2 separate regions of the Homo sapiens genome follow, and region 2 is linked to region 1. Evidence: chromatin loops called from intact Hi-C (ENCODE). Cell type or tissue: PC-3. All regions are shown on one strand. Each heading gives the region's core, and the rest is flanking DNA. Links, peaks and the distances in the headings are about the cores only.

What was found. Hi-C counts contacts between places; a loop is a spot of excess contacts. Peaks named below come from ENCODE experiments on the same cell type or tissue, not always from the same donor. Only the 100,000 strongest peaks of a DNase experiment are listed, where the experiment ranks them.
Region 2: it touches region 1 in a loop (2.2-fold over the local background); 2 of 110 quality-filtered maps call a loop at or near these places.

The regions. Positions count from the first base shown.
Region 1 is chr1:246,447,479-246,455,557 of GRCh38, forward strand. All of the region lies in intron 1 of SMYD3 (SET and MYND domain containing 3), which reads right to left. Among named protein-coding and RNA genes, the nearest start is that of SMYD3, 56 kb to the right of the region's middle. RefSeq lists an enhancer at 1,892-2,452. In PC-3, for the core only: a CTCF peak has its summit at 3,465 (motif pointing left); no DNase peak of the experiment used is centred there.
Region 2 is chr1:246,138,105-246,146,183 of GRCh38, forward strand. All of the region lies in intron 5 of SMYD3 (SET and MYND domain containing 3), which reads right to left. Among named protein-coding and RNA genes, the nearest start is that of SMYD3-AS1, 34 kb to the left of the region's middle. RefSeq lists an enhancer at 1,386-2,585. In PC-3, for the core only: no CTCF peak of the experiment used is centred there; DNase peaks (open chromatin) are centred at 1,837 and 4,457; H3K4me3 peaks cover 853 bases; H3K27ac peaks cover 4,602 bases.

The DNA of each region.
Region 1 (8,079 bases), core at 1,142-6,141:
AATTTCCAGAAGTTTCTCTCACAAATACACGAGACAGAAACTGACTGATTCAGAGGCCACGCACCTGAAGTTGTCTCACCAGTCTTAAAAGATTATCTCAATACAAGAAATGATTGTCTTTCCAATATTTCTTTTTCAGTCTTATAGTCTACAGAAGTATCCACATAAGGAGAGCTAGCAGGACACACACACCATAAATCACAGTAGGCAGGTCAGCTCTATGCTTAGTCAGTTCTTCATTCTACACCTTCTCCCAGTTAGAAGCAGCCCCATCTCCTCTGGGGAATTAATTGCCATGTAATCATCACTTGGATTACTGAGCTCTACTGTTTCACTTCCAGCTTTTTAAGAGAATTGCTTTCCTCCCACTTTTTTCAAATAGAAGAGGTGAGGAGATCAAAATACAACAAGCACTAATATACCCTTCCCCAGATTCAACATTTGTTAACAACTTTCCACGTCTGCTTCCTCTCTACATATGTGTATCTGTACGTTCTTTTGCTCATCCATTTGAAAATAAGTTGCATACATTTTAACTCATCCCTAAGACCTTTGGCATATGATTCCTATTAAGAATAACATAATCAAATTAGCCAGGCGTGGTGGCGCATGCCTGTAATGCCAACTACTCGGGAGGCTGAGGCAGGAGAATTGCTTGAACCCGGAAGGCAGAGGCGGCATTGAGCCAAGATCGCGCCATTGCACTCCAGCTAGGGAAACAGAGCGAGACTCCGTCTCAAAAAAAAATAATAACATAATCTCTTACATGATCACAATACATGATGCTGAAGCCACTATTCTGGAGACCACGCTTTGAGAACCAACGCACAGAGACTAAGATAAAACTGCTGTTCAATAAATGCTCTTCTCCTCATCCTCTACTCTTCCCTTTCCAAAAGTCAACTGTCATTATCCTATGAAAACAGAACTTTGAATATGTTATACAATCAATTTGTTGGCAGGGAATACCCATCCCCAACATATCTACTGAGAGACTAAATAAACAAATGGTCAAAGGCCAGATCGTAGGTAACTACGACCCACGACCTGCAGCTACAAGCCCAGGCAACCAACCTATTATCTACAATAACCAGTCTAGGAAGTCAGACTGGTTACTGTCTAGCAACTAGCCCAGGAAGCCCAACAATGCCCTTAAGAATTTGTACAAAGCCACACTATCTGTGATCATGCCTGGGGAACACAGCAAGATCTCATCTCTTTTTTTTAAAAAAAAAAAAAAAAAAAAAAAAGGACAAAATGGCCAGGAAATGATTAGTAACTGTCAGCTTCCCTAATTTTTGCTCCTGCTTCCAATGTAGGACCAACCAGAGAAAGCCAAAAATGTACCCTTAACTAATCACACAGGTTGCTATGCTTTTAGTTGGCTCACCTACAGCTTCCCACAGGAACAGCCTACAAACAGGGCATACCTGAAACCTTCCCTTTTTTCCACTCTAAAGTTTACCCTGCTGGGCACAGTGGCTCACACTTGTAATCCCAACACTTTGGGAAGACAAGGCAGGAAGATCACTTGAGCCCAGGACTTCAAGATGAGCCTGGGAAACATAGTGAGACCCAGTGTCTACAAAAAATAAAAATAAATTAGCTGGACATGGTAGCACATGCCTGTAGTTCCAGCTACTCAGGGGGGACTGAGATGGGAGAGTCACTTGAGCCTGGGAGGTCGAGACTGCAATGAGCCATGATCACGCCCCTGCACTCCACGTGGTCAACAGAGCAAGAGCCTATCTCCAGAAAAAAAATAAAATAAACAAAAGTTTTCCCATTCCTCTGTCTTCCTTGAATCTCCACCAAATTGAATAGATGGTGGTGGATTCCCTTACTATATAAAGAAAGCTCTGAATAAGTAGCCTTTGATTGTACTCATTTGGGTAGACCTCATTTATTTCCACAACCAGAATAAAATCAATTAGTTATTTTTGTGATGTTTTTGCTCTTTAACTTAGAATTCCTTCTTCTGAGACAGTGTGATATGGGGCAGGAGGGACCTGCTTTGGAGCCAGGAAGACCTGGGTTTGGAAATCTGACTTCTCCAGCGATTACCTTATGCAAGTTCTATAATCTCTTTGAACGTGAGACCTGTGTTTGGAAATCTGACTTCTCCAGCGATTACCTGATGCAAGTTCTAGAATCTCTTTGAACGCCCATTTCCTCACTGATGTTCTCCATGAAGGGAACAATAAGCACCCACTGCTTAGGGCTGCCCTAAGAAGAGAAAATAAACACAAAAGGACACCGTGCCTGACACAGAGAAGTGTCAATGAAGTCAGGTGCTCTGACTGGGCTATGTTCTTCAGCTTTGAAACCTTTAATCCTGTGAGTATGAACCTGCTGACGTTAGGTGTGGAAAGGTTTTTTTTGTTTGTTTTTAAGTAATGTTATTGGGAGTATAGAGCCAAGTCCCTCACTTTAGAAACTAAAAGATGAGTGTTGCAGCTTCGGCATACCGTTTTGACTACTGTGACAGAAAATGACCCAAACTAGTTCATGTAAAATCTCATCAACAGGCCGGGCATGGTGGCTCACACCTATTATCCCAGCACTTTGGGAGGCCGAGGTGGGCAGATCACCTGAGGTCGGGAGTTCGAGACCAGCCTGACCAACATGGAGCAACCCCATCTCTGCTAAAAATACAAAATTAGCCGGGCGTGGCGGCACATGCCTGTAATCCCAGCTACTCAGGAGGCTGAGGCAGGAGAATGGCTTGAACGCCTCCGGGAGGCGGAGGTTGAGGTGAGCCGACATCGCACCATTGCACTCCAGCCTGGGCAACAAAAGCGAAACTCTATCTCAAAAAAAAAAAACTCATCAACAGAACTATAGGGACATCCCAGACTCCCAAAGACTGAGTTTCAACTGATAAATAACTCAATAAATCAGGCTGCTCTCTCAGGAAATGCTTGATTTGATCACCTCCGTTGTTCTTCTCTCAACCTGCTTCTTTTGCTTACTCAGCTGCACACGGCCCTGAAAAATGCCCACCCCAAGATGGCAGTGATCTATAATTTCATAAAGATTTGGGTTACACAGGTGTATGCATTTGTCGGAATTCATCGAATGGTATACTTAAGACATAGGCATTCCACTGCACTTAATGGATCTAGTCTCATTTCTGTCTCCCTCACTAAACTGTGACATCTCAAGGACAAAAAGGAATCATATTCGACACTGAATCCTCCACGCTGGCACAATGCCTAGCATGTAACTGAATCTCAGTAAATGCGTGATTATTAAACAAAGGAAGCAAACTGAAGAATTTGAGAAAGTCTACTTATTGGGATTTATTCTGAAAGATGTACTACAAGTTCACATTTTAATTAATGATTACATTCCAGTGAATTAATATAAACGTATTTAAATTTTAATCATTATGAAGTGAACTATATTTATAAGCAAACAATTAGTGACTTAATTAAGGTGCCAACTGTTCAGTGTACATGACTCTACCACCACCTAGTGTAAATAAATGCATATTACCACATTTGGAAATTCCCTAAAGACAAAGAATCTCCCAATGGTGGGTCACAAACTAACATACTTCAACCACAAACATTCAGCAGGTGCCTGCCGGTCCTGGAAATTATGCCAGGCTCCAGAAGGACAGACACAGCTCTTGTCTGTGTTGATCACTGCTGTCTCCTCAGGGTTTAGGAGAATGGCAAAGCACTTTGCTGGCCTTCAATAAATATCTGTTAGCTGACTGACAAGATTCTGGGATTAAAAGGTGACTAAGTTATCTTCGGGAAAGACATTCAGCCATTCAAAACCAACAGCATTTTATAAACAATGAAATATTATTCTGCACTAAAAATAAATGAGCTATCAAGCTCTGAAAAGACACGGAGGAAACTTAAGTGAATATTACTAAGCGAAAGAAGCCAATGTGAAAAGGCTACACACTATACGATTCCAACTGTATGACATTTAGGAAAAGGCAAAACTATAGAGACAGTAAAAGGATCAGTGATGACCAGGAGCTGGGGAGGGAAGGGATGAATATGTAGGGCACAGGGGATTCAGGGGGCAGGGAAATTACTCTATGATATGATGATGGTGGATACATGTCATTACACATATGTCAAAACCCATAGGATTTACAACACCAAGGGTGAACGCTAATGTAAACTATTCACTTTGGGTGATAATGTCATGAGTAGAAGGTGATCGGTTGCAACAAACGTGCCATTCTGGCGGGGGGTGTCCATTGTAGGGGAGGCTGTGCATGTGTAGAGGAAGAGGGTCTATGCGAACTCTCTGTGCTACGCACTCAATTTTGCTATGTAGTTAAAACTACTCTAAAAAGTAGTTTTTTTTAGTCAATAAAATTTTTTTACTTTAACTTTAGATATCAAATAAGCAAAACCCAAATCTAACAAGTACATCAAAAATATACTGTTTTTTTAAATGCCTACATAAATGCTCAATAAATGTTATTTCCTCACCTCCGTAGCACAACCGCAACTGCTTACCCCAAGTAGCTGACATGAAGTGGCTGTAAAGAAGCCACTGTTTCTTCATCTGTGAAATTAAGACAGCAGGACTAAATCTCTCACTTCCTATTCTAATTTAACATTCTTTTAAATTTTAAAAGAATAGATCACTAAACCTAAACTTTTCTAAAATATAGAAAAAGGAAGGAAACTGTCAAATACTTACAGCATCACACAGTGACACCAAAACCTGACAACGAACACATTAAAAATTACTGTCAAATCTCACTTGCGGGCCAGGGGCGGTGGCTCACACCTGTAATTCTAGCACTTTGGGAGGCCAAGATGGGTGGATGACTTGAGGCTAGGAGTTCGAGACCAGCTTGGCCAACATGGCAGAACCTTGTCTCTCCTAAAAATACAAAAATTATGGGTGGTGTTGTGCACCTGTACTACCAGCTACTGGGGAGGCTGAGGCACGAGAATCGTTTGAACTCGTTTGGGAGGTGGAAGTTGCAGTGGACAGAGTTCGCACCTCCAGCCTGGGCCACAAACCAAGACTCCGTTTCAAAAAAGAAACGGAAAAAAAAGACTCATTTATAAATATTGGTGCAAAAACTTTAAAAGTAATAGCAATGAGAACTCATAAATGCACTAAATGAAGGATAGGCTATAGGCACAACTGTTTACTCCAGTGATTCCAGGAGAGTTCACTATTAGGAACTCTACTCATACAAGCAACCATATAAGTAGGTCAAAAAAGAAAAGTTATATGACCATCTAAGTAGATGCCAAATAGACATGATGAAATTTTTAAACCGTTCCTGATTTTAACGCTTAGCAAAATAGCAATAGATGACTATTTCCTTAACATAATGGAAAAATACATTTCATATCAGTCTATAACTTTCTAATGTTTTACTGGAAACATTACTGAAACACTAAAACAATGACACACACAAGCATTTCTGTTGAAGTCTGGGAGGAATAAAGAAAGCCCACCATTGGGCTTCTAGATTAATATTCATCTAGAAGTACCATACTAGCCAATGCAAGGGAAAAAAAATCTTATGTGAGTTTTATTTATTTACCACACATTTTTACAGTGCTTACTATATGTCAGATACTGTTCTGAACACTTTACAAATACTAAATCATTTAATTCATATAATCGTCATAATAATAAGGCAGTACTATTATTATCTCATTTTACAGAGGGAGAGAGCAAGGCACAGAGAACATAAGTAGCTTGCGCAAAGTCACATAGCTAGCAAGTTAGTAGAAACAGGCTTAACACACAAGCAGTCATAGTTCCAGAGCCGGTGCTTCTCACCACTATGCTATATGAAACACGATATCGGACTGAAGGAGGCGGAAGTATCCATATATGCAGATGATATGACACATTTGCAAAATTCAAGGGAGAAAAAAGTTGAAACATTGTTATAAGTGAGAATTTAGTACAGTGGTGGATTACAAAATCACATAAAACTACGATGCTTCTATATGTAAACAATAAAAACTTAGAAAATATACTATAAAAAGATGCTATTTACACTACTGACAAAAAAGGTAAAATAACTAGAAATAAAAATAAGTAGATAGTTCCTATTTGAATAAAAAATTACAACCCTGCTGGTTTATCAGTGAACATAAACTCCAAATTTACCAAAAGCGAGGTATTCAAAAGGTATGAACTGACTTAAAATGCTCCTCAGGCACCTAAGTAAAAGCCACAGGGTTGAAAGCAAACCAGCCTTAAAAAGGCCCACCGTTTCGCCACCTACCTGGATCAGGTGTATGCAATACACTTGAGCTTTGTCAGCTAACCCAATTATGCCCAATCTTTTAGGCCAACCCTTAACAAATTTAATACCTTCTATTACCAGCCCAAGAGCACGGTCATGATACAGAAACACTTTTCTGCAAACTGTTAGTAAATCTCTACTACACCTTACAACAGTCCACATTTTAACTACTAATAAAGCACTGAAGTTGGGTGAGGATCTGATGGAACAAGTGGATCTTCTAGTCGGCTCCTATTCCACTTTAAGGCCTAAGGTTGGCAGTTAATGCCCAGTCAAATCAGATTAGGTAATACGTGAAGAAATTGTTCACAATGCAAAAAAGAGAAATCCTGAATAAACATTCAGAGAAGTGTCCCCTAAAAAGTAAGGATCATTCAACTATGAAATGAGTTAACATGGGAAACCAAGATTCTCTGTAGGAAATAGTTTAATGGGATAGGTGTGCATCCATAAAGAAACTGCTATGCATTGAGGTGGGGAAAAATGCTTTAACCGTCACCATTAGCACCATAATCAGTCAGTCAGTCAAGCAACCAGGCAACCATTACTTATGGAGTTGCTACTATGGGCACAACTCTGCAGCAGTCAAAATAAAATGTGAGGTATGATTCCATCAAGAGAAATATTTATTATATGCTTGGAGAAACAAACATGAAGAGAATACAAAGCAATACATGAAAAGAAATACATAAGGCAAACTAATAATGGGAGAATTTCTCTCTGAGTTCCCATATATATTACAGGAATAAAAATCTAAGGAGCAATCAATCAGAATAGAATTTTATTTCTTCCAACTTTTAGAAGCTGAAAAGATTTGGAGGACTATAAAATGTACACAGGCAAATAATCCACGGCAGTAGTAATAACTGATGAGGGATTATTAAAAACACACTAAAGCCTCAAACGTCAGCAATGTTTATCATCCTATTTCATTAAAACATATTCACTAATTAATTTCAGTAACCAGAGTTAATTTAACAAGTCACTGTGCTAGGCTTTTACTGAATGAGTCAAAAGGAAACACATAAAAATACTCAAAGATTTCTTATATAAAGCAACAGGACTGGATGCAAGCTCTAAGGGCAGCTGTTTAACAATGAAAAAACTGGGACTGAAATCAAGTTTGTGACTGAAAATAGGCACATTGAGCTCTGTAGTCACCTCTATTTATAGTACTGTAATAAAAGCCACATATTGGGTTAAATCAATGTCCTCCCATCCCTTAGATAACCCACTCTACAATACAACAAATTTATAACTGAAGATGTAGGGTGATAATTCACATTAATTCAGCAAATATTTACTGAGTTATGATGCTGTGCTCAGTGCCTGAAATGCTAAATTTAATAAGACATAGACCCAGCATTTTTTGTTTGTTTTTTTAAATAAAGACACAGTCAAGTCCAAGTCCCTGATCTGAAAGAGCTCATGTTATAGAGAATTTCTCACTTTGTAGGGAGAGAAAAAGTATTCCTTTAAAAATAAAGTTCCTTGAAACAGTCCTGTTTTCCAATCATTAACTACCTAACCAGGAAGATAGAGAATTGGAAAACCACCACATTTGCTTATAAGAACTGAATGGAATATGAATTGGAAATAAAAATGAAATATCTCTAAAACCGTCATGCTATACTGGATTGAATGTACATCAAGAAATTGTATTTCCAGTCCTACATTGAGAAATTTTATTTACACAAAATCTATTACACAAAGCAAGATATAACCAGCTAATATTTCATTGAGCTATTACCAAATGTTAAGAGGTTTCCTAGAAAGAAATGAGTTCTATTAAAAGCTTTAGGGACACTGAGCCTCCAAAT
Region 2 (8,079 bases), core at 1,461-6,460, 310 kb before region 1:
ATGTATGTCTTACTCATTTTCCTCATTCTGTGCATAGGGCCAAGGGACTAAATTTACACATAGCACCGAGGCTGTGCACAGTCCTCCTCTGTCCCATCCTCACTCCGCCCCGAGTGCTGCACTGTGAGAACAAGACACCCTCTTCGTATATATTCGCTCACTACTTATGAAAGATATTTGCATTAAAACAGTTGTTTTCATAATACTAAGCTTCTAGGATTTAAAACAAAATAAAGCCCGAACTGAAAACAAAAAACAAAAAACCTGACTGCATTTTGGTCAGTTCATCTCTTCCTATAAACTATTTTAAAAATTTATTTATTTATTTATTTTTTTTCTGAGACGGAGTCTCGCTCTGTCGCCCAGGCTGGAGTGCAGTGGCGCGATCTCAGCTCACTGCAAGCTCCGCCTCCCAGGTTCACACCATTCTCCTGCCTCAGCCTCCCGAGTAGCTGGGACTGCAGGCTCCCGCCACCACGCCCGGCTAATTTTTTGTATTTTTAGTAGAGACGGGGTTTCACCGTGTTAGCCAGGATGGTCTCGATCTCCTGACCTCGTGATCCGCCCGCCTCGGCCTCCCAAAGTGCTGGGATTACAGGCATGAGTCACCGCGCCCAGCCAAAAATTTATTTTTAAAAAAAGTTTAAATACTTTGCACAGTACCTAAATTTCTTTGTACCGCTCTCTATAAACAAATCATGTGGAAAATATTTTCTAAATGCTCAGGTCTGTCAAGTTTGCTAGACATAATCTAATCCCTTTTGTATCTTCTCTCAGTAACTCAAGACTTTGTAAAGCTGCAGGACAGTTAAGACAACAGGGACCCAGGGGACAGAGCCTTCACAATCAGTCACAGCAGCCACCAAACCCCTGGCCTGAGCTATACAGAGGAAGGGGTTTTTATCTTCTTCCTTCACAATGCCTGAATACTCTCAAGGAATCCTCCATAAATAATTCATTAGCAGCAAAAAGAATACAGTCTAATCAATAAGGAGTAATGGCGAAACTCACAGCAGGTTCAGGGGACTGATTGAGTGTTACATTAATGTCTGATTAAGCTTCCTGGGAAATTTTAATTGTTCATAGACCAAAGACCTAAAATTAACCTTTTAACCTTCTGTTATAAAGGGTCTTTCTCAATGGACCAAAAAATGTTTATAAAATATATCTAATGAAAATGGGAGGCTAACATGAGTATTTCAATACATAGATTTTCTCAAGACCACACAGAAAAACAGAACTTGGTTGACTTCATTCTACCTAAAACATTCCTAATCCAATCATATTGTCTAATATTTAATGATTATTTTCCAGTGGGTGTTATAAGAGCTTTATAACACACTTTCATTTCTCAACTATCAATTCCCTATTTTCCAGGAAAGGAATTTAGCAAACTCTGCACTCTTTTTCTCTTTTTCTAGTAATTCCCTTTGTCAATTCACAGCAAAACAAACTGCATGCCATAAGCATTCAAGAAGCTGAGTTTGAAACACATTTCTTTAACAAAAATGAAAAATTCTGATTTTATAGTTACACATGTAGAATTTTAAATTAAAAATTGTTGATATGTGCTAATATTACACAGAAAATCCAAGATGGTTAACAATGGTGGGTTATAGAAGGCCTTAATGACAGGCTATTTCTCCAATTTTGTTTTGTTCAAGCTAATGTTAAAAGAATTGAATATTTCATCACACTCTGAGAAGACAGCAAAGAATCCTGCTGGAAAGGAAAGAGCAGCTGATCTAAGCTTTTAAATATGCCATGGATAGTCCGCACAAAGATATGAATCACCTGTGTTTCACTCTACAATGACACAGCTCTCCCTTTCATTAAGATATGAATCACCCATATTTCACTCTGCAATGACACAGTTCTCCCTTTCATCAAGATATTCTTTTCATCATGTATTGGTTGATCGAAGACAAAACATAAGAATGGACAAATCATTCTTTAGTTACATAAGAATATTATCTAAACCAAGATCTCTTTCAAAAGGATCATGAAGAATGCACATATATACAAATGAGAAGACTTGCCAGTAATGGTCAATGAGGTACAAGTGCCAGGTTTCTGCTGAAATGCTTGGTAAAACAGGTAAAAGGATGATGGGTTCTGGGGATCAGGACCTTTCGCTTCAAATTCCAGCTCCACCGCTTTGGATGTGCATTATTTTGGCCCAGACACTTTTCTCTAAGCCTATTTCCTCCTCTGGAAAATTATTAGTGGTATTCATCTTGTACACGTATTCTTTGGGACTAAGAAAAAATGAAAGACTTACACTTTCTAGCAACAATATAAGGTCAACAAATGTTAGCTTTAGTATTAGTACTAGCACCAGTAGTATTAGTACCGCTAGCAGTTACTGCAGCTGTGCAACAGAGAACGGAAGTGTCCACCATCTTCATTGAAGGAACTGCTCCGTGGTGGATTATTTTCCTATTAAAGTTTATACTTTAAAGCATCAAACCTTTTTATCCCGCCCATTTGGAAGGAAATGCTATTTATTTATTTATTATTTTTTAGAGATAGGGGTCTCAATCTGTCACCCAGGCTGGGGTACAGTGGCACAATCACAGCTTACTGCAGCCTCAAACTCTTGTGTTAAAGTGATCCTCCTGCCTCAGCCTCCCAAGTAGTAGGGACTATAAGCACATGCCATCATGCCCCGTTAGAGATGGAGTCTCACTATGTTGCCCAGGCTGCTCTTGAACTCCTGGCCTTAAGCCATCCTCCCCTCTCCGCCTCCTGAGTTGCTGGGATCACAGAACTGAGCCACCAAGCCCAGCTGGAAGGAAATGCGTTTCAAATGCACATCACGGTCACTGGCTTAGCAGAGTGGAGTCTATCTTCCTTGGCAATTCAGGACCATCTTTAGGATCAATACTTACTATCTTATATAACTTATGACAGTAGAGGTATTGTCAGGGGCTACCCAAGTGGGCAGGCTTCATTCAGGTGACCTATCCGTTCAACTGCTATGTTTTTCTTGAAGCTGGTGACTCTGTCAGGAAAACTCAGAACAATTCTCAGAAAGGTTCATAGGACACTAAATGTCTTAGGGTCACATGGAGCTAATACATAAGGGAGCAGTCACTTGAACCCAAAAGTATCTGGCTTGGAAATCAACTCTCTCTAACAACCCATACTGAACTCAGCTGTCACTGTATACACACAACAGAACTGGAAACTCTGCAAAAGATCTAGCAGGATTTGAATTCCACACGATATGAGCAAATGTTGAACAGGGCGACAGGATACAGCTACCAAAAAGCCTAATGGTAAAACAAAGACAAACAATTATTTCTCAAATTTTATCATTTGTACGGATATTCAAAGGAATTTTAATGTCTTAAGCACACCTTGACAGATGGTGCATTCCTATGATTACTTACTTTCATTTTACTGTCCTCAATTCTCTCCTTCACAGTTATGGTAGCCAACAAAAGCAACAGCAGCATAATGTCTATTAAACATGTACAGTGTGCTAGAAACTGTGGTAAGTCCTTTACAGAACCACAGCCCCCCTGAATGTACTCAAAATTCTGCAGTAAATGACTAACATGCCAACGTAAACACATTTAAAAAAAATCTTCATTTAAATTTATTAAACAGTCCAGAATTCATAAAGCAATGTAAAAACATTCAAGATTCCATTTAGTAAACACATCTCCTGGAATACAGCACTAGTTGCTGTTTAAACCCTGGTGATTGAGTTCTATGTTCAGTGGAAGCAGAGTCGAGCTGGAAGCAATGAAAGACTTATTTTGAAACAAAGTTAAGTTTCCTATAAAGAAGTCAAATTATGTTTGGGTTCATTCTCTTTTTCAAAGTTTTCCTCTTCCTTACTCTCACATTTAAGAAATTACCTTTAAGCAAAAAGAACTTGCTCAGAAGATAGCAGTCACTAAGAATCAGGCATCACCGGCCTTGAACCTCAGTATACCACATTCTTTTTTCTTTCTTTAGCACCAGAAGGATACCTCTCTTCTCGATTCAGTAGTCCCCCTTACCCTTAGGGGATACATTTCAAGACCCTCAGTGGGTGCCTGAAACCACAGATAGTACTGTACCCTCTATACTCTATGCTTTTTCTTATACATACATACCTATGATAAAGCTTAATTTATAAATTAGGCACAGAGATTAACAAAAATAATTACTAATAAAACAATTATAATAATATACTATTCACAGTCTCATGGATAGATTCTTTCTTCCTGTAGATCTTAGCAACCTCAGCGTATTTTTTTTTTCTTTCCTTATTAAGTCGGGAACTTTCACCTTTTCACTGAAGGAAGCACTTTACAGCTTCTTTTTGGCATATCCAAATTGACAGCGCTAGTCTTGCACTTTGGGAGCATTATTAAGTCAAATAAGGGTTACTTGAACACAAGCACTGTGAGACTGCAATACTCCATCTGATAACTGAGGGTGACTGCTAGGTGACTAATGGGTAGGTCGTGTATACGCATGGATACGCTTGATGAAAGAATGATTCATGTCCCGGGGGATACGGGATTCCATCATGCTTCTCAGAACAGTGCACGACTGTAAACCTATGAACTGTTTATTTCTGGAATTTTCCATGTAATATTTTTAGACTGTAGTTGACCAAAGGTAACTAAAAGCACAGAAAATGAAACCTCAGATAAGGGGGGCACTGCTGTACTTTCAGTAGAGAGTTCTCGTAAGTATATTGCTCTTTTCTGGACACCTACAAACACAAATTGGCCAGAACATCATGAAGCATGTTTAGTGTGAAGACAAGTAAGAAGGGCTTGGTGATCTTAGTTCCAACCTTTGGCAGCTTCTTCATGGAGATAAACACGAGGGTAGAAAGTTCTGTGCAAGTCTGGCTGTGCAACCAGCCTCTCTTAATTGTGTAAGACCCACATGGAATGGTAAGAAATAATTGCCACCACAATGGACAACAAAATCTCACTAATGTGAATTAACAGGCAAAAAAGCTAACCTGGATTACATTATCTTTTTTAATGGAAATACAGTTGTATATTTAATACACACACACACACACACACACACACACACACACACACAAACATGCATCCTCCAATTAGACTAACAGTGTAGAGGGTCTTGGGACCTGCTTAAAGGATAGGGACTCTTAGTGAATCATGCATTACTGCAAGAAATACGTCTTCCCAAAGGCTTCAAAACAGGTGCCTTTCTTTGTAAGTTTAAACAGTGTCCTTGCAGTCTTGGGTATACAATAGGATTCTAAGTCAGTTCTCTCCATAACACATTTTGAAAGAAAAAAAGTCAAAGCAGGACAGGCATGGTGCTCACACCTGTAATCCCAGCACTGTGGGAGGCCAAGGCAGGTGGATAGCTTGTTCAAGACCAACCGGGGCAATGTGGCAAAATCCCATCTCCACTAAAAATACAAAAAATCAGCCGGCTATAGAGGCATGTGGCTACGGTCCCAGCTACTTGGGAGGCTGAGGTGGGAGGATCACTTGAGCCCACGAGGTCAAGGCTGCAGTGATCCATGATTGTGTCACTGCATTTCAGCCTGGGCAACAGAGCGAGACCCTATCTCAAATCAATCAATCAATCAATCAAAGCAGCACTATATGAATCATCATAAATGTCAAATTAGTAAGGTCTAAATTCTAGATTCTGCTTATTCATGCTTTGGGATCCCAGCCTCTATGCTTCTGGATCCTCCCATCTGTTAGGTCAACACCATTTACCTATATGTCTAGAAGAATGCTCCACTACATCACCTCACAGAAGGGCACAGGATCAAGATATTGAACATTTGATTTAATGCAGAAAAAGTAACTTTCCCAAAGCCTTGTGCTTTCCAGCCAGGCACTCGTTTCCTCACACAACAGCAGCATGGCTAACCAACAGCTTCCAGAAGTACCTGTAAAGATTGATAACTTTAGCTGGAGGAAAAGCTGGAGATTTTCTTCTCCATTCCCTGACTGTACTTATAAGCTACTTACTGCAGCCCGGCAAGGCTCTCCTCACCTGGACGGACAGCCTCCCTGTCGAGCTGACAAGAGCTGACGGATACACCCGCCAGAGGACTACTAAAGATCGGGATGCTGCTACCGCCATGTCCCTGGCACTCTTCAGGGCAAGCCTGGGTACCAATGTCTTCTCTTACTCATGGCAAACACTGACGTGGAACCAGCCTAAAAATTCTAACACAGCCCCTTCTCAATTAAATTTATTGAATGTGTTTTTGGTATTCGAAGCTCATTTTTATGTTTGCAATAATGTCAGTACAACTGATCCATTATTATTAAACTACAGTTTTTAATAAAACTCCATTTCACCATAACATCTAAAATACTGCAGCTGAACTTGATTAATTATACCCTAGAAGAAAGTAATAACAGATTTCCCTATTTCAAATACAAAATGGGAAGCTCCTGTTTTATTCTTCTAATTATATGAGAATGGGCAAAGTAATATACCCTCCCTGTCAACAAATTTCAGAAACTTGCTTTTATCTTTTTATTTTTCCTCCAGTCAGAGTCCTTGTTAATGACAGGAGCATATCATAATTTAATTAGCTGACACCAACTGGCAATCTACCCACTTCTTTTTAATTGGAATCATTTCATAGAACTATCCATAAAGGCCCATTTTGCATAACTAATAACCTTCATAAACAAGACCTTTGGAAAACTGCTGACTTTAATGGAAAGAGATAAAACACTTGGACACAGGCACCATGTTCCCACTTCACAGAAGACTAGGGACACAGAATTTACTCTGCAATGTATATAACAGAGCTAATTCAGGAAGCACGAATCGGGTTTCCCGGATCTGGATAGCAAAAAACTTCCAGAAAGTCAACTTCCCCACCGCCTCACGAAAGCATCCTAATAGTTTTGTATAGTGGAAAGAACACAGGCTTGAAAATCTGAATTTGTCTTTCTTCTTTCTTTAGACAAGGTCTCACTGTGTTGCTCAGGCTGGAGTACAGTGGCTATTCACACACTCAATCATAGTAAACTATAGCCTTGACCTCCTGGGCTCATGGGATCCTTCTGCTTTAGCCTCCTGAGTTACTGAGACTACACATGCCTGGCTCAGATGCAAATTTTAATCTGAGCTACAATGTGACCTTGATCAAGTTCAGAAACTTCTCTGAGCTTCTGGTTCTTATTTGCAAAATGAAAGCGGTATAACATCTAACTCAAAAGGCTGTCAGGAATATTAGTTATAATGTATGTAGTGTCAGCAGCGAATAGCTCAATAAATAGCTTTTATTCTCCCAATTATTACATATTAAATTTGACTAATAATACTGAATTGTTGGGATCATATTAGATAATTTTGTGCAAGTGCTTAGACAATTAAAAGGCAATATAGGCATCTGAGCTTCACTGGATTAAAGACAAGTTTTAAAGTGCTGTTCTTACATTTTACTTGTTTTGATTATTGATTAACTGCTATATACTCACCAAATGTTGCTGCCTTCAATGAACCTGAGATCTTAAGAGCACAGGCTTGGCAATCAGGTGACCGAGTGTGAACTCAGCCCACTTTCTAGCTGTGTAACATTCAGTAAGTAGCGTAAGCCTCTTAAATTGACTTTCCGACCTGAGAAAAGCAGCTAATTAAAAAAACAGCATTCATCTCACAGACATCACGAAGGTTAAATGAAACCATCCATGTAGACTGCTAAGCATAATGCCTGGCACAAACTAAGTGGTCAATATATGTTAGTAGCTATTATTGAATTAGTGACAATCCAAGATCGAATCTGATACAAATGAGGAAGTGAGACTTAGAAAGGTCAAAGAGTCTTACCGATATTAAGGAGTAGAGGAAGGAATTTTATTCCAGGTCTGTCTGACTTCAAAACTCATATTCAACCCTAATGCTTTTAAAGCACTCTTAAAGCAGGCTCAGTCATTATTTTCTAATATACAGTTATTGAGTATTCACAGGCTGATCGAAGTGCCAATTGTTGAGGATATAATCGCAAGAAGGTAGAGGGTATCCCTGCCCTCAGGGAGCTTACCTATCTGGGAGAAATAGATAAAGGGCAAGACAAGAAAGCATGCCATGTTCTCCGATAAGGAAAATACA